Regions from separate parts of the Homo sapiens genome. Here region 1 is linked to region 2. Evidence: read pairs that join two places in POLR2A ChIA-PET (ENCODE). Cell type or tissue: B cell. All regions are shown on one strand. Links, peaks and the distances in the headings refer to the core of each region. The heading gives the core; the rest is flanking DNA.

The links. Peaks named below come from ENCODE experiments on the same cell type or tissue, not always from the same donor. Only the 100,000 strongest peaks of a DNase experiment are listed, where the experiment ranks them.
Region 1: POLR2A ChIA-PET joins it to region 2 with 15 read pairs; 6 of 35 experiments call an interaction of 5 or more read pairs at or near these places.

The regions. Positions count from the first base shown.
Region 1 is chr1:30,784,454-30,796,963 of GRCh38, reverse strand. No RefSeq gene overlaps it. Among named protein-coding and RNA genes, the nearest start is that of LAPTM5, 33 kb to the right of the region's middle. RefSeq lists an enhancer at 8,581-9,093. In B cell, for the core only: no CTCF peak of the experiment used is centred there; a DNase peak (open chromatin) is centred at 5,963; H3K27ac peaks cover 862 bases; H3K27me3 peaks cover 987 bases.
Region 2 is chr1:30,873,942-30,886,451 of GRCh38, reverse strand. It overlaps SDC3 (syndecan 3), which reads left to right. Exons shown (of 5, transcript NM_014654.4): 2 at 7,712-7,829; 3 at 9,287-9,900; 4 at 11,864-12,155. Among named protein-coding and RNA genes, the nearest start is that of SDC3, 29 kb to the left of the region's middle. RefSeq lists an enhancer at 176-676 and silencers at 5,019-5,078, 5,089-5,138. In B cell, for the core only: no CTCF peak of the experiment used is centred there; a DNase peak (open chromatin) is centred at 4,941; H3K27ac peaks cover 317 bases; H3K27me3 peaks cover 1,384 bases.

The DNA of each region.
Region 1 (12,510 bases), core at 2,514-10,513, 90 kb after region 2:
TCCTGCCTCAGCCTTCCTAGCAGCTGGGACTACAGGCGCTCGCCACCACGCCCGGCTAATTTTTTTTGTATTTTTAATAGAGCCGGGGTTTCACCGTGTTAGCTAAGATGGTCTCGATCTCCTGACCTCGTGATCTGCCCGCCTCGGCCTCCCAAAGTGCTGGGATTACAGGCATGAGCCACCGCGCCCGGCCTTTTTTATTTTTTATTTTTTATTGAAGTCTAATTTTCATACAGTAAAGTGTGGAAAGCTTTTTTTTTTCTTTCTTTGAGACGGAGTCTTGCTTTTTCGCCCAGGCTGGAGTGCAGTGGCACGATCTTGGCTCTCTGCAACCTTCACCTCCCCGGTTCAAGCGATTCTCCTGCCTCAGCCTCCCTAGTAGCTGGGATTAGAGGTATCTGCCACCATGCCCGGCTAATTTTTGTATTTTTTAGTAGAGATGGGGTTTCGCCATGTTAGCCAGGCTGCTCTTGAACTCTTGACCTCAGTTGATCTGCCCGCCTCAGCCTCCCAAAGTGCTGGGATTACAGGCGTGAGCCACTGTGCCTGGCCTAGGTATGCAAATCTTAGATGGATTTTTATATATGTATAAAACTGTGACTATCACCTGTGTCCAGGGTCTCACTTGTGCCACCTCCCTACAAGGAAGGTGACCACTATTCTAGCCTCTGTCACATGTATCAGGACCTGAGTTCCCCTTGAGGTTTTTTTTTTTTTTTTTTTTTTTTTGAGAAGGAGTCTTACTCTTTCACCCAGGTTGGAGTGCAGTGGTGCGATCTCAGCTCACTGCAACCTCTGCCTCCCAAGTTTAAGTGATTCTCCTGCCTCAGCCTCCCGAGTAGCTGGGATTACAGGCATGTGCCACCACGCCCAGCTAATTTTGTATTTTTAGTAGGATGGAGTTTCAGCACGTTGGTCATGCTGGTCTTGAACTCCTGACCTCAGGTGATCCACCTGCTTCAGCCTCCCAAAGTGCTGGGATTACAGGTGTGAGCCACTGTGCTCAGCCTCGTCCTGGTTTTTAAAGTGGCAGAGCCTAGGATCCAGAGAGGAGACTGACCTGGTCTCGGCCGCATCAGCCTGCCCAGGCCTTGGCTTCCTTCAGCTCTAGCTGTAACTGGGTGGGATGTGAGGGCACTTTGATTATGCCTTCACATCTTAGGCCCCTTGAGCACTTTCATAGCCCAAGCAGAAGGCAGTGTGGGGCCACGAAGAGAGAGCTGGCTTTGCCGCCATGCAGGAGACTTGAGGTCGAGTCCTGGCGGGCCACGAAGAGAGAGCTGGCTTTGCAGCCATACAGGAGACTTGAGGTCGAGTCCTGGCTCTGCCACTTATTTATGGTGTAATATTGGGCAGGTCGTTTTGCCTCTCTGAGCCTGGGTTTCTTTCTCTGTAAAATGGGAATGTAATAGGACTCACTTCAAAAGAGTAGTGTGAGGATTAATAGTAGTAATGGGGCTCATGATGGCTGCCAGACTTGGAGGGTTTATCACATGCCTGATGCTGTGACCACACTGAATCATCCCAGCAGCGATATAAGGAGTTTATTGCTGCCATCCCCATTTAATGGAAGAGAAAACTGAGGTGCAAAGGGGTTAAATGGTTTGCTCAAGGTCTTCTACTAGTAAATAGTAGTGCCTGGATTCCAGCCCAGATCTATCTGACTCCAAAACCCAGAATGCTTAACCCAGGAGGGTTATTCAAGATACTTAACAATTGGCCTGGCCTGGGCCTCAAGCCATCAGAGTAGATGCCTGCCATAAATAAACACGTTGCATGTGCTCCCGGCCCCGTCTCATCCATGACACACTCGAGTGTGTTAAATGGGATTAATCCAGGAAATCAGATTACAGATGTCAAGCAGCTTGGAGAACCATGAAGCACTCCACAAGCGCTGGTTTCTATTTCTTCTCACATTGTGGGACTGGATAACTGGCCTGGGAACCAGGAAACCTGGGTTTACGTCCTGGCTCTGCCATTAACTTGCTGGAAAGCATTGGAAGAAAGTTTCCAGAGTCAAACATTAACAAGGCCAAACCTGCTAAAGAGAGGGTGCTCCGTTAGTTCCTGCCGTTCAGGCCCCTCCATGTGCTAATTACAAACAGCTCATAAGCCAGGCCTTCGGCTGGACCAGGTTGTTAGAGCATTCAATTAAGGAACGGCATGTTAGAGCTTCTAAGAAACATGCTAAAATATATCGTATGTATTCTATGTGTACAACTTGCCCTACTTAAAGCACAAAACCTGGTGAGTTTTGACACCTGCGAAAGTGTCCCACAATCAGTGTACTACCATTTCCATATCTCCCCACTTCTTCTCATTCCCTTTAGCGGTCCATCCCTTCCCCTACTCCCATTCCCAGGCCAGCATTGATCTGTTTTCTTGCCCTCTAGATCGCTTTTCCTTTTCTAGGGGTTTCTATAATTGAAAGCACAGAGTATTAGACTTCTGTCTAGCTCTCTTCATTCAGTGAACTCTTTCCTGAGATTTAGCCCTGTTTCTTGAGATGTATCCCTGTTGCTGGGTGTTCCTTTTTATTGCTGAGTAGTACTCTGCTGCATGGATATATCACAATTTGTTTTTCCATTCACCTGTGGATGGACATTTGGGTTGTTTTCAATTTTTGACTATTATAAGCAAGTGGCGACAAACATTAATGTGCGTGTGCCTTTGGGGGCATGTTCTTGTTTCTCTTGGGTAAATACTCAGCAGTGGAAGGGCTGGGTGGGGCAGACTGCTTTCCAGGGTGGCCGTGCATTCCCACTGGTGTGTGTGAAAGTCGCTGTTGCTCCACATCCTCACCAACACTTGGCATGGCCGGCCTTTTTCATTTTGACCATTCTAGGGGGTGTGTAGTGCTATGCAGTGTGGCTCACACTGCAGTGTGGAAGAACAAATGGTTTCTGATGGTCTGTGATGTGCTGGGAGGAGCTGATCTGAACAATGAAGAGGGTAACTATTGGAGGAGTGGGTGCTGGTTTATTTTATGAGGCACCAGAAGGCAGAACTAGGGCCAATTAGTGGTACCCATAGGGATTTCAGAAACAGCTTTCTATCTGTCAGGACTGTCCAATGACGGAATGAATTTTCTTACGGAGTAGTGAGCTCACCATTGCTGGGAGTGGTCAAGCCCTTGAGTAGCTGGTGAGACTTGTGGGGTTGGATTAGATTTCTAACGAGGTTCCTCCAGGCCTGCCTATTTTGGCTTCTGTGGTTCTAGGAATCATCAGGTGATAAAAGCCTCGTTACCAGAGTAAGCATTAATATCCAAGTCTTGCTGGCTCCGCCCCCCACCTACGCCTGTGGGAACTCCAGCTCCTGGGTTCATTCTTCTCTCCTCTCAAGAGTGTGGGTGAATCCCCACCCCCTCCCACCGCTGCTGCTGCCTCCAGCGTCTCCATCGGGGTCCTGCCCCAGCGGGGTCCTGCCTCCCAGGGCCCCCATGCTCTCAGTCCTCTGCCACTTCGGGAGCTCACTGCTTGCCAGGGAGAGAGGGGAAGGGCGCTCCTTGAGGATGGGTCCCCTGGCAGGGCGGCGTGGACCGTCTTCAAAGCAGCTCTCTCTGCCCACACTCAGCCTACCCACCCAGGATTGTTGCTGCTGCTGAGGTGGCCGGGCTGGAGCGGGTCCTGGTACCAGGTGTCAAGATGTGTCCAGAACCAAGACCCCCTCCAACCGGGGGCCCCTGCCACTGAATCTCGCTTGCGACCTGCTCTCCGCTTTCTCTTACGGAGCCTTTCCTCCTCAGCTCCTGGCAGTCTTGCCTGGTTTCCATTGGGCACCTGCCCCAAGTCAGTCAGTCACATCATACATGTGTCTGAACCCCAGCCATGGCGAGGTGCAAGTGCCTGTTGCCCCGTGGCCATCCTGTGACCAGGAGGACGGTTGCACATGGAGGCTGGATGCTGAGTGTCACCCAGCCCTCATACTGCATGCATCCAGATCTCAGATCTGGCAGGTCCTCTATGACCCAGCAGAAGTAATCAAAGGCAATTTCTTTTAAAAGGAAGACTTTCTTTGGGACTATGTTTACCCTACTTGATTCTTTTATTTAAAAATAGGTAGGCTGGGTGCAGTGGCTCACACCTGTAATCCCAGCACTTTGGGAGGCCGAGGTGGGTGGATTACTTGAGGCCAAGAGTTCAAGACCATCCAGGGCAATATGGCAAAACCCAGTCTCTATTAAAAATACAAAAATTAGGTGAGCATGGTGGCGCATGCCTGTAATCCCAGTTACTCAGGAGGCTGAGGCAGGAGAATCACTTGAACCCAGAAGGTGGAGGTTGCAGTGAGCCAAGATAGTGCCACTGTACTCCAGCCTGGGTGACAGAGTAAGACTCTGTCTCAAAAAAAATAAAAAAAAAATAAAAAAGTGTAGAGCATATCCACTTTTGAAACCAGTTTTGTAGAATGAGTGTTTTCCGTGTATGTTAGCTAGCCTCTAACATGGCTCCCAGTGGTCCCTTCTCCTGGGATTCGTGCCCGTGTCATCCCTTCCAACACTGTACCAGGGTGCGTCTGTGTGAAGGATAAAATACGGGAGTACTGATGGGGCGTCACTTCTGAGATCAGGTTGTGAGAGATGCTGCAGCTTCCGTCTTGGTAGTTTTCTCTCTCTTTTAGGTCATTTGCACTGGAGGGCCAGCTGTCCTGTCCTGAGCAGCCTTACAGAGAGGCCTGTGGGGCAAGAAACTTAGGTCTCACCCCAATAACCAACAAGAAACCGAAGCCTGCTGCCCACAGCCCTGTGAGGAGCTTGACGGCAGAGTCCCCAGCCCAGTTGAGCTTTCCAAAGATGGAAGCCCTGGCTGACGTGTTGGTTGCAGCCTCACAAGAGACTCTGAGTCACAGCCACCCAGAAAAACTTCTCAATTCCTCTGTGACATAATGAATGCTGTAATTTTAAACACTGAGCATGGGGCTAATTTGTTATGCAGCAATAGATAACTAATACACCCTGCGATAATGTACTAGGATTTGGGACATCAGTCATTTCCTCCTGCTTTACCCCACCCCAAACTACCGGGAGCCTGCTGTGCTATGGGGAGCCCTCCTGGTCCAGCACAGCTGATAGGACCAGGGGAGTCACTTGACCAAAGCCAAGACAATTCAGTTGTCCCTTCTAGAAATTCTTTCTTTCTCCTTTCTCCCTTCCTCCTTCCTTCCCTCTCTTCCTCCTCCCCTCCCTCTCTTCCTTTTTCCCTCCCTTCCTTCTTCCCTCCCTCCTTCCTTCTTCCCTCTCTTCCTTCTCCCCTCCCTCTGTTCCCCCTCCCCTCTTTCTCTTCCTCCTCTCCTCTTTCTTTTCCTCTTCCCCTCTTTCTCTTCCTCCTTACTTCTCTCTCTTCCTCCTTCCCTGTCTCCCTTCCTCCTTCCTTCTCTCCCTCCCTCCTTCCCTGTCTTCCTCCTTCCCTCTCTTTGTCCTTCCTTCCCTCTCTTCCTCCTTCCCTCCCTGGTTTCTTTCTTCTCTCTCTCTCTTCCTCCTTCCCTCCCTGTTTTCTTTCTTCTCTCTCTCTCTTCCTCCTTCCCTTTTCCCTTCATCCATCCCTCTCTCTCTTCCTCCTTCCCTCCCTCTCTTCCTCCTTCTCTCCTTCTTTTCCTTCTCCTCTCCCTCTCTTCCTCCTCCCCTCCCTCTCTTTCTCTTCCTCCTTCCTTCCCTCTTTTCCTCCTTCCCTCCCTTTCTTTCTGCCTCCCTCTTTTTCTTGCTTTATCCCTCTCTCATTTTCTTTCAGCAGGAAGAGAAGATGGAATCAAATAGCTGTGAGGTTGAGCTAGAGTAGTGGGTAAGCTCTGGAGATAAGGCAGCCAGGCTGGCCTGCAGAGAGAGAGAACATTGCAGCCAGAGAGAAGCAGGAGGGATTTAGTGTGGTTGAGGAGACACACGCTGCTGAGGAGCTGGTGGTTTTGTGTGTCTCGATGGTGCTTCCGGCCGTGGAACTCTGGGGCATTCCTCTGATGCTAAAAATCATTCTTTTGACTGGGGCTCTCATAAGCTTCTGCTTTTTCCCATCAAATGATCGTCAGACAGTAGTTTTTGAAGGCCACATTTTTGAATAGACACAGAATGTCCCATAGAGTGGAGCTGCCTGAGTTTGCATCACCATTTCAGGTTATGCTTGGACATCACCTCATTGAACACTTGGGTAAGCTTCAATTTCTCTCTGTTATAAACAATGCCCCGATGAGCATCTTTGGCACTCACAGCTTTTTTCACATCTCCAGTTACATCTCTAAGAGGCCTTTCCAGAGGTGGGAGGAGTGTGTGCCATTTTAGACAGTAAAAGTACCCTGCTAGATGACTGGCCAGGCGCGGTGGCTCATGCCTTTAATCCCAGCACTTTGGGAGGCTGAAGTGGGCAGATCACCTGAGGTCAGAAGTTCGAGACCAACCTGACCAACATGCTGAAACCCCATCTCTACTAAAAATACAAAAAATTAGCCGGGCGTGACTGCACATGCCTGTAATCCCAGCTACTCAGGAGGCTGAGGCAGGAGAATTTCTTGAACCCGGGAGGTGGAGGTTGTGGTGAGCTGAGATGGCGCCATTGTACTCCAGCCTGGAAAACAAGAGCAAAACTCTGCCTCAAAAAAAAAAAAAAAAAAAAGTACCCTGCTGATGACTTTCCAAAATAATGGCCTGACACGCCCACCAGCAGTAGCAGGCATCACTCACCTCACTGGCCCTCACTGGCGTCAGGTCTCTCTCACTGGGGTTGGGGGGTGTATTCTCCTGCTGTTTGTCAGGCTGCTGTGAACTTGACCCTCTGCTACATGCTTGGGGATCAGGGGTCACCCAGTTTGCGCAGCAGCCATGCAGTGCCAGGTCTCTGGGGTCCGAACAAGTCAGCAAAGATGTATGTCATGATGGTTAGAATGAAGTGGATTCTAAACACCACTTAAGAATACATTAATAATGGTGTTGGTGTGTTATTCATCTTGAAGAAGTGACAGATGTTTCCCTCAGCAAAATGCTGACGTGGGAAAATGAGTTGGGAGTTAGGAGATTGATGAGTTTCTTCCAAGGGGCTCATTGCCTCTCGCCTGGACAACCTCCTTCCCGGTCCCCTGCCTCTGGCTCCAGCCTCCATCCACGCTAGTGTCTAGTTTGTCTTCCTGAGGGAGTCTGGGGACGTGGGATAGGTGCTGGGTTTGGAGTTGGGTGGTGGAGATCTGGTCTGGGTTCTATCCCTAAGCTCCTAGGTGTGGGGACATCAGCTTTTGTTACCCCCATTCTTGGGCCAGCAAATCCAATTTTCCTTTGGGGTCCCACCCTCTTCTCAGTCCTGGGGTGCCATGTGGGGCTGACACTGCCCCCGCCGCCTCACCCCCACTCCAGGAGTAGACACATTATCCCCAGACGTGGCCACTGAGAGTCCTGCAGACCTGTGGCAAGTGTTTGTCAGAGGGGAAGCATGTGTCCCAAGGTAAGCCTGGATCCAACCGCACCTGAAGTTCACTCTTCAACATCCTGGTCATGCTTGCAGAGTCCCTCGTCCTTTCAAAAAAGCCAGTCTGAATCAGGTGCTTGTCACTTGCAAACAAGAGTTGCCTCTGAAGACACAGCAGGACCTTGAATAAGTCCTTTGTCTTTGGTGGGCCTCAGTTGCCCTGTCTGGAAAATGAAGGGTTGGATTCTCTGAGGTTCTTCCAGCTCTGGAGGTTCACAGCCCCCATCTGGGCCATGTGACTTACACATCGAGGGGGGCCACAGGTGGACAGGCTGACTCTAGTGGAGACTCAGTTGCTCTGTGGCCTTGCCAGGAGAAAGCTCGGCGGGCATGCTCTCCCCAGACCTCCAAAATGCTGCCTTGGAAAGGAAGCAGTGGCTTAGCAGGCACCCCCTGGGGGTAGGGGAGGATCCGGGGGCATATTGGGGTTCCATCCTGTGACCAGCAGTGATAGGTGCTGCCCCTTCTCTGCATCTCTCAATGGCTCCCAAGTACCTTCAAGATTAAGTCTTATCCCTTTAGATGGGGAAAGAGCAAGACTTCTCACAGGGCTTAATAAATATTCAATGAATGAATGAATGGAAGAACAAGCACATTCCCTTCATGACCAGGCTCCCTGGCTGACTCCGCAGCCCTAAACTCCCCAGCCCTAGACCCTCCTCCTTCTGCTCTGCACAGCAGCACTCCCTGCCTTCTTGGACACGCTATGTCCTTTTGTGCCTTGGCCTTGTACATGCTGTTCCCTCTGCTTGGAACATCTCCTCCCACCACCTGCCTGGCAGACTCACGTAGCCTTCAACACTCAGCTCAGCGCATTCATCCGCTGACTCAGCCAACATTTCTGGAGCCCCTCCTGTGTGCCAGGCATGATCTATGTGCTGGCATTGAACAAAAAAGGTATAGTCCCCCTTCTCAGGGAGCTGCCTGCTTGTGGGGAGGCCACCAGCTGGGGATGCATGAGCTGAAGGACATTAAGCTGGGGGAAGAGATGGGGAGTATTGTGAGGAGCACTTTTTGGGGTTCTCTGATCCAGTGATATTTTGAGGTGAGGGAGTGGGCCTCGCAGGTCTGGCCCAGGCAGAGGTAACAGCAAACGCGCAGGCCCTGAGCTGGGAGCCAGCTTGGAATGTTTGAGAACCGGCAATGAGATCCCAGCGGTTGGAGTGAGGGGCGAAGGGCAGGGGAAGAGGTTCAAGAGGTCACAGCCGAGGGCTGGGGGGCAGCTGCACACTTGCTGGCCTTTTACCCTGAGTTGGGGGTCACTGGGGAGGGCAGGACGGGAGCGTTTTGAAGCAGGGACAAGGGCAGAAGTTGGGAGGTTGAGGTGGCAGCAACAGGAGCCATGGAAGTGGTCGGATCCTGGGTCTGCAGGCGTGGGGTGTCGGAGAGACAGGGTCGAGGATAAGCAAGGGGGCATCATCACCCACAGAGTTGGGGGTGCCGTGAAAGCAGGTCTGGGGCAGGGGCCGCCAGGGCTGGGTTTGGGCCTGTGGATTTCGAGATGCCGTCACTCAGCTGCGTGAACTCCTGGAAGTGAGCATGGACACAGGAGTCCCGTGCTCTGGGGAAAGGCTGGGGCTGGAGGTGTGGGTCAGGGAGAGAGAAGGTGGTGGAAGCCAGAGACTGCGTGGGTCACGTAAGGAGGGAGTGAGGGTGGGGCACAGGACCAGAGCCTCCCAGGAGGTCAGGGAGGCCAGGAGGCACCGGCAGAGGAGCCAGGAAGCAGGAGGAAAACCAGAGCGAAGCTGCTGAGGACTGGAGAGGAGACCCAGCCTCCCTGTGTTAGGTGCTGCCGCCGCCTACACCCAGAGGCACTTGGCTATTTGGTCCTGCCACAGGCAGGCCATGGGTGATCCTGAGAAGACATATGAGGATGAAAGCCCAGTTGAAGCAGAGAGGGAAGTGGGGGACTGGAGAGTGTGGCAGAGGGGTCAGGAGTCAGGGGGCATCTCTACAGCAAAGCCCTAATGAAAGGGGGGAGTCAGGGATGTGGATGCCTTGGAGGAAAGTTCTACCGGCAGAGTGAACAGCTGGGGCAAAGTCCCCAACCATGAGTGGGGCAGCCTGTGTTTGGAGAACTAGCAGAAGGCTGTTTTGGGGGAGGTGGGCAGCCCAGGGCTTCGTGGGCTGGGAGCAGGCTGGAGTTGAGTCTGCCTGAGGCTAATGGGCAGCTACAGAAGGCTTCGAGTGCTTGATTTATTTATTTTTTTAAAATGCCCTTGGCTGGGCACGGTGGCTCACGCCTGTAATCCCAGCACTTTGGGAGGCCAAGGCGGGTGGATCACTTGAGGTCAGGAGTTTGAGACCAGCCTGGCCAACATGGTGAAACCCCGTCTCTACTAAAAATACAAAAATTAGCTGGGCATGGTGGCAGGTGCCTGTAGTCCCTGCTACTCGGGAGGCTGAGGCAGGAGAATCGCTTGAACCTGGGAGGTTGCAGTGAGCTGAGATCACGCCACTACTCCAGCCTGGGCGGCAGAGCGAGACTCCATCTCAAAAAAAAAAAAAGCCCTCTGGCTCCTGAAAAAGGCCCTCTGGAGTCTTTAATTCCTGTCCCTGCTGACTCCCTTCCTGCCACACCCTTATCCCGGGCCCTCCCCTGACTTCCCAGCAGCCGTGGCTGCTGTCCCCTCTCCCTCTGATCTCAGCCAGGCTGCGGGGGCCCCCCTTGGCCACCCAGGCAGCGGAAGCTGGGGGCCAGTGGGCATCCCCTGGGGCCTCTCTGGCCGGTGTGAGGGTCCTTTGTCTCCATTTGATCAGGCCCTCGTGGAGCCGGAAGTAGCCTCTGATACCCACCAGACAAAGGGCTTCTTTGAGAGGCCAGGAAGTGGCGAGCTGGGATTTATCTGCCCAGGGATTTGTGGGACCATCCGAGGGCCACAGGGCAGGAGCCCTGGTCCTCACAAACCTGTTTCTATGATGTCACTGATCTTCCTCCCTCCACCTCCTTGCTCAGCTCTCCCTGAGTCCCCCAGTCTTTTCCTGCTCTGGCCCTCCAAGGAGCCTGTCACAACAGTGCAGCTCTCATGCGGAGCTGCCACAGCAGGTGCAGCAGCTCTGAGAAGGGAGACAGTTCTTATTCCTGTTTCACAGGCAAGTGAGCGCAGGCACAACAGGGTTAAGTAACCAAATTCCCATGTAAGGGGTGAGCTGGGGGGCACCCCCCGGCAGACCCACTCCAGAGCCCACTCTCTTAAGCTCCCTGCAGTGCGCCCACAGCATCTGACTTGGGTAGGGGGGTCATGCAAGCTTATGTCTTTTTTTTTTTTTTTTTTTTGAGACAGGGTTTCACTCTCTTGCCCAGATTGGAGTGCAGTGGCGTGATCTTGGCTCACTGCAACCTCTGCCTCCCAGGCTCAAGTGATTCTCTTGCCTCAGTTCCACTACTGCACGGGCTAATTTTTGTATTTTTTGTAGAGATGGGGTTTCACCATGTTTGCCAGGCTGGTCTCGAACTCCTGACCTCGAATGGTCCACCAACCTTGGCCTCCCAAAGTGCTGGGATTACAGGCGCGAGCCACTGCACCTGGCCAGCCTCATGTCTTTTAACCACCACATTTTACAGAAGGCCTTGAGAGGGGAGGGAATTGTCATGTCACATAGCTAGTTAGGGAGCAGAGCCCAGGGCTGGGCCTTGGAGTGGAAGAGGCTTGGATTTGAATCCCAGCTCTGTGCTGTTGCTTGTTTGTGACCTGGGCAAGTCCCTTACCTCTCCTAAGGGTTATTTTTCTTGTCTTGAGGCCAGCAACACCCTCCTGCGGGATCGCTGTGCTGACCCAATGCACTGAGACACGCCTCTGTCTGGTGCAGGACATATCCCCGAGGTGCCAGTTCCTTTTCTTCCCCTTCGCTACACCCAGGGCCAAAGCTGACCACAGTTCAGGGGGTGACATGTTCCAAGGTGCTTACACCTCAGCAGTGGCCTCTGAGTACCCCCCGGAGCCATAGCCTTTCATCAGGGTGCCAGCCCTAATCACCCAGGGTGCTCCTGCAAGGCTTCAGGTCAGAAGGAGTGAATCCCCAGTAGCAGAATGCCCGACCCTGTGGTGGGTGGTGGAGAAGAGGCTTGGAAGGCTGGAGTGTGCAGGATCCATTCCCACATCTCCAGGGTGGGCAGCCAGCCCTGCTGGAGGAGCAGCCGCCTTGCTGGGCGGGCAGGTAACTGAGTTGGCTGAGCCCGCACTTCGTTAAAGGGGAGGGGACTCAGGGTCTGGGGGCTCAGGGAGCTACTGATCTGTCAGGAAGCGCTGCTCAATTTTCCCCGATCAGACCTGTTTCCCAAACAGCCTTTCCTGAGGGGGAAGGATCCAGGACAGGGCCTCCCCCTGTCTTCTCCCTATGGCCCGTTTCTCCTTTCCTAACAACACCCAACCTTCGTGTGTGTGTGCCCCGTCCTGGGCTCAGGACACTTGGTGTCTTATTTGACCCTCCAACAGCTCTGTGCAGGGGGCACACTTGGGCCTATTCCAGAAGAGAAAATGGAGGCTCTTCCACACAAAACCCCTTGCTCAAGGCCATGCAGCTACCAATTCGTCAGCCAAGATTCTAAGACTACTTGGCTGGGCGCGGTGGCTCACACCTGCAATCCCAGCACTTTGGGAGGCCGAGGTGGGTGGATCACCTGAGGTCAGGAGTTCGTGATCAGCCTGGCCAACATGGTGAAACCCCATCTCTATTAAAAATACAAAAATTAGCCGGGCATGGTGGCGCACGCCTGTAATCCCAGCTACTTGGAAGGCTGAGGCAGGAAAGTCATTTGAACCTGGGAGCGGAGGTTGCAGTGAGTCGAGATCGCGCCACTGCACTCCAGACTGGGCAACAGAATGAGACTCTGTCAAAAAACAAAACAAAACAAAAAAAACTACATTCTTAACCCCTACTCAGGGCTGCTGGGTCAGATGGGAATGCAAACTTGAGTAGGCAGCAACCAGCAGGGACGGTGGTCCCCCGTGTTAAGAGAAGGAGGGTCTATCTTTCTCACATGATGGGAACTCTAGGGCTGGTGCACAGGTCAGCAGCATTGTCAGAGTGCAGGCTCTCCCAACTCCGTTGTCCCTAACTTGTG
Region 2 (12,510 bases), core at 1,687-9,686:
TAAATGACAACACAGTGGAGGTACTGAGTCCCCAAGAAAGGACTTCCTAATTTGGACCAGGGAGGTGGTTGGCGTGCGTATGTGACATTCAAGCAGGCTGACAAAGGAGGCATTGTGTGAGCTGAGCCAGCTTTGTGGGGACATATCTAGTGCCTAGGATGGTGCTTGGCACACAGTAGGAGCTTAATAACCATTGGTTTTACTGATTAACCAGCTGAGTAGGTGCTGGCCAGGCAGAGATGGTGGGGAAAGGTATTCCAGGAAGCAGGAACAGGCCTGAAGGAGCCCGTGTTCCCAGAACTGTAAATAGTTTTGTGTGGGAGGAGTATGGGGGTGGGCAGCTGGGAGTGGGGTGTGGGGGGTGCTGCTGGGTCTGGAAACGGGGCCTCAGTGGGTGGTCCTGCTCTCAGGCACGAGCTTGGGGACAGGCATCAATGAGCAGTGTGAGTCAGGGTGGCCAAGAGTGACGTGAGAGGGCAGGTGGCTGGGATTGATGGGGCGGTGACGGAGGCGTCCCAGCCCTGGGTTGAGGAGGGGGCCTGGCTTTCCCAGGGTTGCATTGTCAGCTTCTGTCTAGGCACAGGGGACAGAGTGGGCTGCTGTAGGGCAGCCAGTCTGCACCTCAACAGAGACTGGCCAGCCCGGCTGAGCCAGGAACAGGGCTGATGGGAGAAGGCGGGCGGGTGGGTGTCTGGGCACCACAGGCCAAGGTGGCCGCCAGACAGGCTGATGCCAGGGGAGGGAGCCAGGTCCTGCCAAGCCAGCCTGTCTGTGGTGAGACTCGGTTGGGCCGTGGGCCCTGCCAGCTCCCTCAGAGGCTTTTGTGTTCATTTCCTTTCCACCCCCCTTTTCAGTTTCCTCGTAAGGTCCCTCACGAACAGTCTCAATGGGGTCTCAGCAGAACCAGGGGACCCGGAAGTTTCACAGACCAGAGAACACCAGGGATGGAGACTCAGGGAGGATGTGCGCTCTCTAATAACAAAAGTGCTATGGGTTTATCGGAGAAATTGTGGAAAATACAGAAAGGTCCTGAGAAGAAATTAAAGCTGCCTGTAATCCCACCACCCAGAGAGAGCCTCTGGGAACCTTTAGTTATAATGCAGCATTTGGAAATTCACTTTGATAGTGAGTTCATTAAAACAGGATCAAGTTCTACATATTTTTTGTAACCTATTTTTTAAACATAATGATGATACTCATATTAATAGCCAGCATTTACTGAGCAATTTGTTAATGGGTGAACATGCCCAGCCTCCTTCTGTAAACCCCACGAGGTGGGCATTCTTATCTTTGTTTTACCAGTTAAAGCAGCCTGAGAGAGTTAAATATCTGCCCAAAGTCACATCGGAATTGAGAGAGCCATCTGCATATTCCTATCAACAGCTATACTGTCTTGTCTTCTGATGATCAATATGTGCATTTTCCTACATCCTTCAATATTCCTTGTAGCAAGTAAAAAAAAGCCTTCTATGACACATTTATGTCTTTTAATAACCTCATTAGACAGTGTAGATTTGTGAGAACTCAATTGTTGATAGCTGCGTAATATTCCATGTTATGGTTGTACCCTCATTTATTTAACTCGTCCCCTGTCGTTCAGTATGTGGGTTATTTCCATTTTTTCCCTCTCGTAAATTACATTGTCCTGGATCTCCTTGACCTAAGGATCAAATTCTTGGGAGTCCAGAGTGTCAGAATCAGAAAGGCCCTTAGACCACCATGCTTGGTTTTCCATTTTGCAAATGGGGCAAAGGAAAGGCAGAGAAGGGGGAAGAGGATTTGTCCACGGTCTTGGAGGCTGTGGGCGCCTGAGCCAGGGCTGCTACCTGCTCTCCTGTTGGGGCTGGGGTGGGGATGTGGGTGGAGGCAGGTGCCACAGTGGGAAAAAGGGCATCCTGGGGGGATGGTGGGAACACAGGGCTGGGTAGAGGGCAGACTGGAGGTGACAGGAGAGATACAGGCTTGGGGTAGGGAGGGCTCTGCTGCCATGATATCTTTGCAGAGGAGTTGACTGGGATGGGACAGGCCCAAAGGGAACATTTCCTGCCCTCTGAGCTGCCTTTGTAGATGGGAGTAGGGGGTGGGGATAGGTTTGGTTTGTGAGAGGCTTGAGTGTGTGAGTTGGGGCGAGTGGGAGGGTGTGTGTCTGGGCTTGGTGGATTTTTCTTGGGGGGGGTCTGTGGTGTTTCAGCTTGGCCTTCTCTGCCCTCCCCATTCCACTCCTCCCCGGGCTTCTGCTCTCTGGGACTTGGGCTCCATAGCCCCTTCCCCAGCAGGTGCAGTCCTCGTGCCCCTCATCTCCAGCCACAAGTGGGTGTGGGACTGCCGGCTTCCTGGCCAGGGCAGCTGTGGCTGGGTGGGGGTGGGGACTGAGACATCCCCCTCCTGGTCCCGGCTCCCAATTGTGCAGCCCCCTTGGCTGTCTTGCTGCCCGGAGCTTGGCCCCAGCCCACATTCCTGCGGTGATGCTCTGGGTCTCCGGGGTGGATCTGGTGAGCGTGAGGGGCACTGAGTTCTCACAGGACTGAGGGCTTTTTGGGGACGGAGCCTGCAGGGATCCAGAGGGCCATGCTGAGACACCCTCCCTCCCTGCCTCGAGGAGCTAGTAGTTACGTCGCTGTGTGTCTTTGGGCAAATCACTTTACCTCTCTGAATGCTTCGTGGCAGACTAACCCCGCCCCCTCCTTTCGTGATAAGCAAGGCTTTCCCCTCTCTGTGCCTCAGTTTCCACATCGGTAAAAGGGGAGAGTTGAACTCAGTGATCCCTCAGGCCCAGTGTAGCCTTGAAGTTGCAGCCTGAGGTGGGAAGTGCAGGCTGTAGGAATATAGACAAAGCCTTATACGGCTCCGACTGTGTGCAGGCATGATCTCACTTGATTCTCACAACTGCCCTATGAAGTATCATTGTTGGCCTCATTTAACCAAACAGGCTCAGAGAGGTTAAGTAACACATCCAAAGTCACCCAGCAAGTAAGCAGAGCTGAATTTGAATCCAAGACTGTCAGAACCTAAAGCTGGGCCCCCACCCCTTGCTCATGTCGCCTCTGGTCACCAGGAAAGTGAGGCCTGAGTCTGGCTAATTAGGGGAAGGAAGCTCGGGCAGAACTAATTACACTCGATTTTATTCTTGGCTTTTTGCAACATGATTAGCGCTGCACAGGGGTGCCGGGCTCCTGGCCCCCAGCCTGCTGACCTAATTTGTGTGCTTGTGTCTGTTTCTGTAACTTGCCCTTTCTCCCCCTTCATCCAACCTCTCTCTTTTTGTCTCTCTCTGCACTCTCCCCTGCTGTGTGGCCTTGGCAATGCCACTTAACCTCTCCGGGCATTAATCGTCTCATCTGCCTGGGTGTAGTCATCCCAATTTGGCTTCCCTCATGAGGAGGTTGAGGCTTACATGAGATAAAGGCTTCGAAATAATAATAGAAATTTTAACATAAACTAACAGCAATCGTGGCTACACTGATTTATTCATTTTTCACTTGGTGTCGGGTCCTGTGCTTAGCCCCTTCCCACAGCAATGCTATGAGCTGCGTAGTCTTCTCATCATCTCCATTTTACAGATGAGAAAACTGAGGTGCTGAGATTAAATGGCTTGCCTGACAGCCAACCGGGTAGTAAAGAGGAGCTGGTTCATTATGCTTTGCCTCTGTGCTGACCGGTTTCTCTAGGAAGGCTCATGGTGGTGTGGGGCTGGGCACGAGAGACCCCAAATTCTGGAGTGGGCTCTGAGAGAGGATGGGGTGGGAGGGATGCACTGGCCTTCCTGAACGTGTCCCCTGCACTCAGAGTGAGTGATGAGTGGGTGGGTAGAGGTAGCCGTGAAAGTGAGGAGACTTAGCTGACATCCAGCTCATTTGGACCCTCACCCATCACAGCCCTGATGGGGTGCTCCTGGGAGGGAGGGGGCTGGGCAACCTGGGAGGTGGCACCTCCTTGCCCCTGGCCCAGGGGAGCCTCCCCAGCTGCTGCTCTAAAACTCTAGGAGAGGATCGGTGGGAGTGGATGTGGAGTGAGGGGGCCTGTGGGTCACTGCTGGGCCTGGTCCCTTCTGGGCTGGGAGCCTGAGGTGCCTCTGTGGAGTGAGGCTGTGGGTTACTTCAGGAAGGTGTGGTGACTAGGGGACTGTGAGGAAAAATGGAAGCAGGGGGCATCAGTCCACTAGGAAGGGTGCCACATTTCATCCCGATGTGTGTGTGCACTTGTGTGTACCCGGAAGGAAAGTGCGTGTTTGCGCGCATGTGTGTGTGGAGGGAACTGAGATGCAGGTATTGTGGACCTGTTAATGGCATGTGAGGCGGGATGTATGTCTGCTGGGGCAGGTTCAGGGAGGGACAAGTAGGCTGCGCACATGTGGAGGCAGGGTGTTGGGAGTGCCTGGTGTGTTGGGTCCCGTGCTCAGCCCCTTCTCCTGCAATGCTATGAGCTGCATAGTCTTATCACCATCGTGTGCTGGCGCGTGGGTGTGGATGTTGGGTGGGCATGGACAGCTGTGGGCATTGCCGAGTTGATGTCATGCAGGGGGTGAGGGCAGCTGCGGGGCACAGATGTATGAATTTAGCCCTGGACAAGCAATGGGTCTGGGGGTGGCTCAGGAATGTCCAGGACAAGGGTTTCAGAGACAGAGGCCTCATGCCTGGATTCTAACCCCTGCCTCAGTTCCTGCATCTGTGGAATGGGGATGATAAAACCCTGGGCAGTTGTGATGCTTAAAGGAGGCTGCATAAATAACATGCTCCCAGCACCTGGCCTGGGGCAGGCCCTCAGCAGCAGCAGGCAGAGGTCTCTAGAGTGCCCTGGGAACGCTCAGCGGCTCCCCTGGGACCTGATGCTCAGGCCTTCATGGGCCGCTTGCGGAGCCTCTGCTGGGTGTCCCCTCCCGAGATCAGTGGTGGCCGGAAGCAGAAGGTTCAGTGCTTCCACCGGGCACGCTCGCTGTGTGTGGGGGGTGCAGCCGAGAGGAAAGGTTGTATCCGAGTTGTGAGGTTCATGTCTGAGTCAGAGGATGCACCTGCCGAGGGTGATGTCTAGGAGCGATGTGTGTTTAGGGAACATACGTGGCCATGGCGGTGGGTCCGTGTTGTGGGCCTTGGTGAGGTGAGTGTGGTGCGTGGGGTCAGGAGAATGTGCTGAGGTTTCTCGGGGGCATCCGTGGGGTGTGTGGTGAGGAGAGGAGTGTGTGTGTGTGTCTGTGAGTACCCTAGGGCATGTGTACAGGCAGCTAGGGGTGAAGTAGATGGGTGAGTGTGTGCTGGTGTGGGCTGGGCTGTATTGCCTATAGGCTGTGGTGAGTATACAGATTGGTGTGGGCAAACATTGCACTTAATAGTGTGTGTGTGTATCCATTGGGGTGCATAGTACATGCAGAAGAATATATATGCATGAGGATGTTGGGCTGTCGTGTGTGTGTGTGTGTGTGTGTGTGTGCATGCGTGCGCGCGTGTCTTGGGGGTATGGAAGCCTCCTATCAGGCATGGGGGGGTTGTGTTTACCTGGAGGGGGCACAGTGAGGGTCAAGGAGAAGCTGGCAGCGTCCTGGGGCTTTTGGATTCAGTTCTCCTTTAAGGGAATGGCATGGATAATTATGCTTATTATGATGGATTATGCAAATGCGGAGGTCGTTTGGGGGTCAAAGCCTGCTTGTCACCCTCCTCCTCAGGCATTCTGTGACTTCTAAGGCTTTCCCTGCTGCCTCCCAGGCTCCGTTCCCCAACCCCTATTTCTCTGTCCCCTCTGGGAGTTGCAGCTACCAGCACCCCCTCTGTAGTGTTCCTGAGAGGGCCTCATGAGTCCCAGCGCCCATGCCTGCAGGTCCCAGGTGTCCTCGCATTAAGTTCCCGCTGAGCATCCCAGGTGGGCTCAGGGGTGACTGGGCCGTTCCTCCCCCTGCACACCCTGCCATTGGGGATGCTTGCTGTTCGGAAAGAATGTACTCTTGGAAGCAGGTTTGGAAAATTACTGAGGTGGCCCCTTCCCCAGCCTTGCCTCATCAGCATGAGGCTAAATTAGGATGTGTGAGTTCTCCCCTCTGCCTCCCACCCTTGCCTTCTCTCCTTCTCTCGTACCCCCAGCCCACCCTCCCCGTCTCTGCCCCTCTGCCCCCTGGCCTCCCTCAGTCCTCGACTCTCTGTCACCGTCTCTGTCTCTGCCTCCCCCTTCCCTGTCATCCTCTCAGTTCCCCCGTGATCTCTCCCTCTCCTGTACCACCCCATCTCTGTGGGGAGCTGCAGCTCCTGGTCGTTAGCATGGAGAAGATGGTCGTCATGGTAACGGTTGTCATGTCGATGGCTACTGAGCTGGGGATGAATAGTATGTAGGTGAGCGCTACCTGAGTGGAGGCTGATGGGTTTCCAGGAGGCTCGATGCTTGTCTCTGAGCTCAGAGCTGCACAGCAGGCCCAGCTCCTCCTGCCCCATGTGAGTGGCTGTTTTTACCCCCAGGCATGCTGACACGCTGAGCCCTCTGTGGCTGCTTTTAGGTGAGCATGTTTCAGTGTGTGTCTGTGCATGTGCTGTGTCTCTGGGGTGTGTCATTTCAAGGGTCTATGTGGCATGGGGGTAGGTCTTTGGGTTTGTACAGGCTTTTCTTGGAGCAGGAAGTTAGGGGCTAAGTGGCACTGGTCACTGAGGAATCTTGGGGACTCCCTTGTTTTGGCACCCACATTTACTTCAGTTGGGGGCTTCCAGGGACCACAGACCTCTTAGTATCCCTCCTCCCAGCTAAAGGCCTCCCAGCCACTGCCCAGCCTACTGGGAAGGATAGAAAGACAGTGAAGACAGCCCTGGGCAGGGGCAGGAGCCGGAGCCTGGGTCCCTGCTCAGTCCCCATTCTTCTGTGTGACTTCAGGCTGCTTGCCAGAGAGCTGGAGGGAGCAGGGACTCCAGGTTGGCTGGTTCAGGTTGTGGAGGGGAGTGCCATGGGGAGTTCTAGCTCCTCCACCGTGGGTATTTTTCTTTCTGGGCAGAGGGGAGCTGGGGAAAAGTTGGGCCCTACTGCTCTGAGCTCCTAGAATGTTTAAAAAAGGAGGAAGACCCAGCAATTCGTCACGGGAGAAATTACACTAATTGTTCCACTCCATGACTCACTGGTAGAAAGTAAATACTGATTAATTCATTACTTTGAGACTATGTGTGTGTGTGCATTTTGTGAGGGGGCACCTCCTGGCTCCCTGCCCTGGCTGGGCTGGGCAGGGCTCTGGAGCAGGTGGTTGAGGCTGGGGATATGAAGACAGGATTGAGATCCTCACTCTGGCTCTGTATCAACTCCAGAAGGGGGCCCATCAGTGGCAGGGGGTGAGAGGCTGGGCCCCAAATGCAGGGCCATTCCAGCCCTCGCCTGCTCACACATGCCCCAGGGCTCCCCACAGCCAGCCCAACATTGCGGCTGCTCAGAGACCACCCCAGACCTACTGAACCACTGAATTTAGTTTTCACAATATTCAGATGTGCAGTCAAGATGAAAAATGACCAGTTTCTAAGAGAAAGTCATCAGCCAGACACTGAAAGCCTTCTGGGATGGGACCCCAGGTGACTTGCCACACCCCACCCCTGCCCTGTGAATTATTCACACACGCACTTTCCTTCAGGGTACACACAAGATCTCTGTCACCCACGTGGATGTCACTCAGCCCACAAGGGCACCTGTCGCCCTTCTGGGCTCACCCAGGCTGCCAGTCTCGGGTGCCGAGCCCTGTGTCCACCTCTACCTTCCCTAGGCCCAGCGCTGGCGCAGTGAGAACTTCGAGAGACCCGTGGACCTGGAGGGCTCTGGGGATGATGACTCCTTTCCCGATGATGAACTGGATGACCTCTACTCGGGGTCGGGCTCGGGCTGTAAGTACCCCCCTCCCTACCTCTGCCTGGGGGCAGTGACCAGTCTGTATCCAGCCTCAACTCTGAGAAGCCCACGGGGGGCTTGCTTCAGTGAGGCAGGGGGCATTCACTGCCTGGGTCAGGCAAGTTCTTCTTGCTCTGGATCCCCAGAACAAGAAGGGCAGAACATCCTTCTGGGGATAGAACAAGACCTGGGAGGACCTCAGGGCCCAGAATGTCCAGGTCTCCAGGGTCCCACGTCTGCATCTTTGTGTGTGCTATGTGGCTTTCTCTGCAGACCTTGCTTGGTTCCGGTGGTCCCGTCAGGTGCAATAAGCTGTGGCCAATGGTGGGGTTAGGGCAGTGATGACACAGGGCAGGTGCTTCAAGTGGTGCCTGGGATGGCCCCGCCCTGGGGAAGGGGAGCCAGGTCAGCTGGGTCTAGCAGAATCTCGGGAGAGAAGGGCACCGCGAACCCCACTCTGCCATGTAGCAACTGTGTGCCCCTCGGTGCTCCCCCTCCCTGAATCCCTGTATTTTCACCTGTGGATGGTGAGAAATACGACTTCTTCTCAGTGCCTCTAGGAGGGTTTGGGATAGGAAGCTGGGGTCTGGCACAGAGGAGGAGCTCTCAAAATGGTAGCAAAAAGAAGGCAGCTGAGACTGGGCCCAGTGAGGGCACGGGCTGGCATCTGAGGAGATGGTACGGGGTCTGCACGCCACAGAGCTGGCTCCCCACAGCCCTCGCCTCTGGTCTCCCCTCCTTAGCCAAGTCCTTTGAGCCTCTTTCAAATTAATCTTTGTAAAACCCGTTTATATTGGGTCACATCTCTATTCGCAAAGTTCCCTGGCTCCCCTCCCTCCTGCCTGGTTCCGAGCCCAGGAGCTGGCTGTGGCTTCTCCCTCCCCCATCCCCTACTCCCCATCTCATTTCCTCCCAAGTTCCTTCACTGTCCCGGCTTTGCGTCAGCCAGATTGCTCAAGCAGTTCCCCTGCCTCAAGGGCTTCTTTTCCCTTTTACCCTCCGCCTCTGCCTCTGGGGGAAGCCCTTAGTGTACCACCCCTGCCTTGAGCTTGTGGTAGGGGTGCCTTTGGGGTCTGACTCTTCCCAGAATGCCACTCCTGTGTTCCCCTGCAAGCCCCAGCAAGTTTTGCAGCCAGTAGCGCCTCAGTTGCTGCTGCCTGGATTCAACCTCATAGAAACTGTAGGCTGGGTGGGCAGGAATAGTCAAGGAAGGCTTCCCGGGAGAGGCGGCCCCCAGAATTTTTGACTTGGCAGAGAGAAGTTGGGGAACATCAGCAACTGACCACCTTTAGCTGGGCTGTGCCTTCCTCCTTTCTCTCATCTTTTCTGGGAAAATTGGGTAAAGAGAGGGGGTTGGGAGACCTAATCTTGATGGCCATTGCTTACCTGGGATCCTCATGCCCCTCACAACCACCCAGCTCCCTAGCTCTCTCCCTCTCCCCCACCCCCTCAGACTTCGAGCAGGAGTCGGGCATTGAGACAGCCATGCGCTTCAGCCCAGATGTAGCCCTGGCGGTGTCCACCACACCTGCGGTGCTGCCCACCACGAACATCCAGCCTGTGGGCACACCATTTGAAGAGCTCCCCTCTGAGCGCCCCACCCTGGAGCCAGCCACCAGCCCCCTGGTGGTGACAGAAGTCCCGGAAGAGCCCAGCCAGAGAGCCACCACCGTCTCCACTACCATGGCTACCACTGCTGCCACAAGCACAGGGGACCCGACTGTGGCCACAGTGCCTGCCACAGTGGCCACCGCCACCCCCAGCACCCCTGCAGCACCCCCTTTTACGGCCACCACTGCTGTTATAAGGACCACTGGCGTACGGAGGCTTCTGCCTCTCCCACTGACCACAGTGGCTACGGCACGGGCCACTACCCCCGAGGCGCCCTCCCCGCCCACCACGGCGGCTGTCTTGGACACCGAGGCCCCAACACCCAGGCTGGTCAGCACAGCTACCTCCCGGCCAAGAGCCCTTCCCAGGCCGGCCACCACCCAGGAGCCTGACATCCCTGAGAGGAGCACCCTGCCCCTGGGGACCACTGCCCCTGGACCCACAGAGGTGGCTCAGGTGAGGGTGTTGAGAAGGGACAGGGAGGAGGGCGGAGGAGGGTGGGTCAGGGGAGGGATGAGGAGGATGGGGCTGGACAGGACTGAGGACCAGGAGGCTATAGAGATGAGCCAGACAAAGTGGGGGCGAGGGGCAGGACCAAGGGACAGAGATCGGATAGGGAGGGAAGAGGGACAGAAAACGAGGGCTGGGGTGGTTGGATCCTAATGGGATGGGACATTGGTGGGGAAGGAATTGGGTGAACGTGTGCATTGGTGACAAGGGGGGCCGGGCTGAGTGTTTCGGTTGAGAGAATTAATTCAGTGGTCTGGCAGCTGGATTAGAATCTTTCCACTGCCACTTCCTAGTCACGGGACCTCAGGCCAGTCCCTGATCATTTCTATACCTCCGCTTCCTCATCTACGGAAAGGAGAAAACAATAGAATGTGTATCATTTCATTGTGAGCGTGAAGTCTCCTGACATCCACAGTGCTTAGAACAGCGCCTGGTGATGGTACAGCCAGTGGGTTCTCAGCTGCTGTCGTCATCACGGTTGTTATTATCATGGGTCTGAGGGTGGTTAAGAGCTGGTGTATGAGAAGGCATCACTCGCCTTGTGGAGGGCTGCCTGGGTGTGGGTCAGTGCTCAGCACTTTACCTGTGTTAGCCCCAGCCCTCATGCCCACCCCACGGGCAGCACTGTGGTCATCTCATTTTACAGACGAGCAACTGTGGGTGCACAGGGAGGTGAAGCCACTTCCCAAGGCTCCGCAGCCAGCGATGACAGTCAGGATTTGAACCCAGGCAGTTGGTGCCAGAGCCGGGCAGTCTCGCAGGGCCAGGGCTGCATGTGTGTGCATTTGGGATATTCTGGATGGGGCAGGGGAATTGATGGGAAGAGGATGAAGATGTCAGGAGTGCCAGGGATGGATGAATCCCAAGGACATGAGAGAGGTGGTCTGGTCCCAGCTGGGTGCACTAAGTAAGATGGAGAGGTGGGAACATGGACTGGGTGCCAGAGCCCTCTGCAGCTGGCCTCACTGTGGAAGGCCCTTGGGCCGTGGCGCTGCCTTGGGGTCAGTGTCAGTCCCTCTGACTCCCCAGCCAGCTCTAGCAGGATGCAGGCCCTTCCCTTGCCTCCTCAAGCAGCTGGGGCAGCCTGGTGTTTTCACACAGACTTGGCCAAGCAGGAAGGGGAAACAGTGATGGGGCACGGAGCCCAGGAGAAGGTGCACAGGGCCCAGGTTGCTGGAGGAGCCATTGTGCACGCTGTGTACGCTGGGGCACTGCTGCAGCCTCTTTTCAGCCTGGACATCAGGCCTGCCTTTCCATGCCCACCTTTGAAGTAGCGACATCCCTGCTCTGATGGCTCCCACAGCCCCCACTTTGGTCTCATCATTCCCAGCTCTGATCCTGCCTCCGAGTGGTGGGAGCCCTAGAGATTGTCAGTCACTGAGCTGGTTTCCGGGACACCTGCCCCTGAGGCCATCATAGTCTGCAGGTTGTGCTCTTGGACTGGCCTCCAGGCTACAGAATGCTCCCCTGCCTTAGGCATGGACTGGGACCAGGCCCACATCCATAGCATCTGCACCCAGCAGTTCCCAAACAGCTTCTCGGCAGGAATCCCCCAAGGATTGTTACTAAGGCAGCTGGAGGGGACATGAGGGGGACAGGATGTCCAGAGCAAGAACAGAGGCAGTGTGTTAGTGGTTAGAAACACAGACTGTGGAGACAGATAGATCTGAATTTTAGTTCTGTCCCCCACTTACTAGCTGTGTGTCCTTGGGCAGGTCATTTATGCTCTGAGCTGACTTCCTGCTCTGTAAACTGGGGGCATTGTTACACTCCTTCATGGGGATAGTGTGTAGCACAGTGCCTGGCATGTAGGGAGTGCTAAGTGTTAGCCCCCCAGGGCAGTAGGATGGTGGTGGGGGGTTATGCATGCATGTGTGGTTGTCCTGGGCTCATGCCACCCTCTCTGCAGACCCCAACTCCAGAGACCTTCCTGACCACAATCCGGGATGAGCCAGAGGTTCCGGTGAGTGGGGGGCCCAGTGGAGACTTCGAGCTGCCAGAAGAAGAGACCACACAACCAGACACAGCCAATGAGGTGGTAGCTGTGGGAGGGGCTGCGGCCAAGGCATCATCTCCACCTGGGACACTGCCCAAGGGTGCCCGCCCGGGCCCTGGCCTCCTGGACAATGCCATCGACTCGGGCAGCTCAGCTGCTCAGCTGCCTCAGAAGAGTATCCTGGAGCGGAAGGAGGTGCTCGTAGGTGAGGCTTGGGGTCTGGGCCAAGGGGAGCCTGGGAGGATACCAGAGTGAGACAGCTGGCTGGGCCTCAGTTTGCCTCTAGGAACCCAGAAAGGAGATCAGGGCGTGGTTTCCTAGGAGCCAGATAGGAAGGAAACTTGAGAACTCAACCCCCCAGGACCTGCCTTCTGGCTCCTCCCAACTTTCCTCCTTCCCAATATCCAACCCTGACTTCATGTCCATCTCTAGGTCTTCCCTCAGTGTCCTCTGACCCCTCTGTGGACTCTGACTTTGATCCCTGCTTTCCTGGGCCACACTGGCTGACCCCCTGGGACCTTACTTCCTAGATGCTAATCTCTGACCCATCCTTCAGCTTG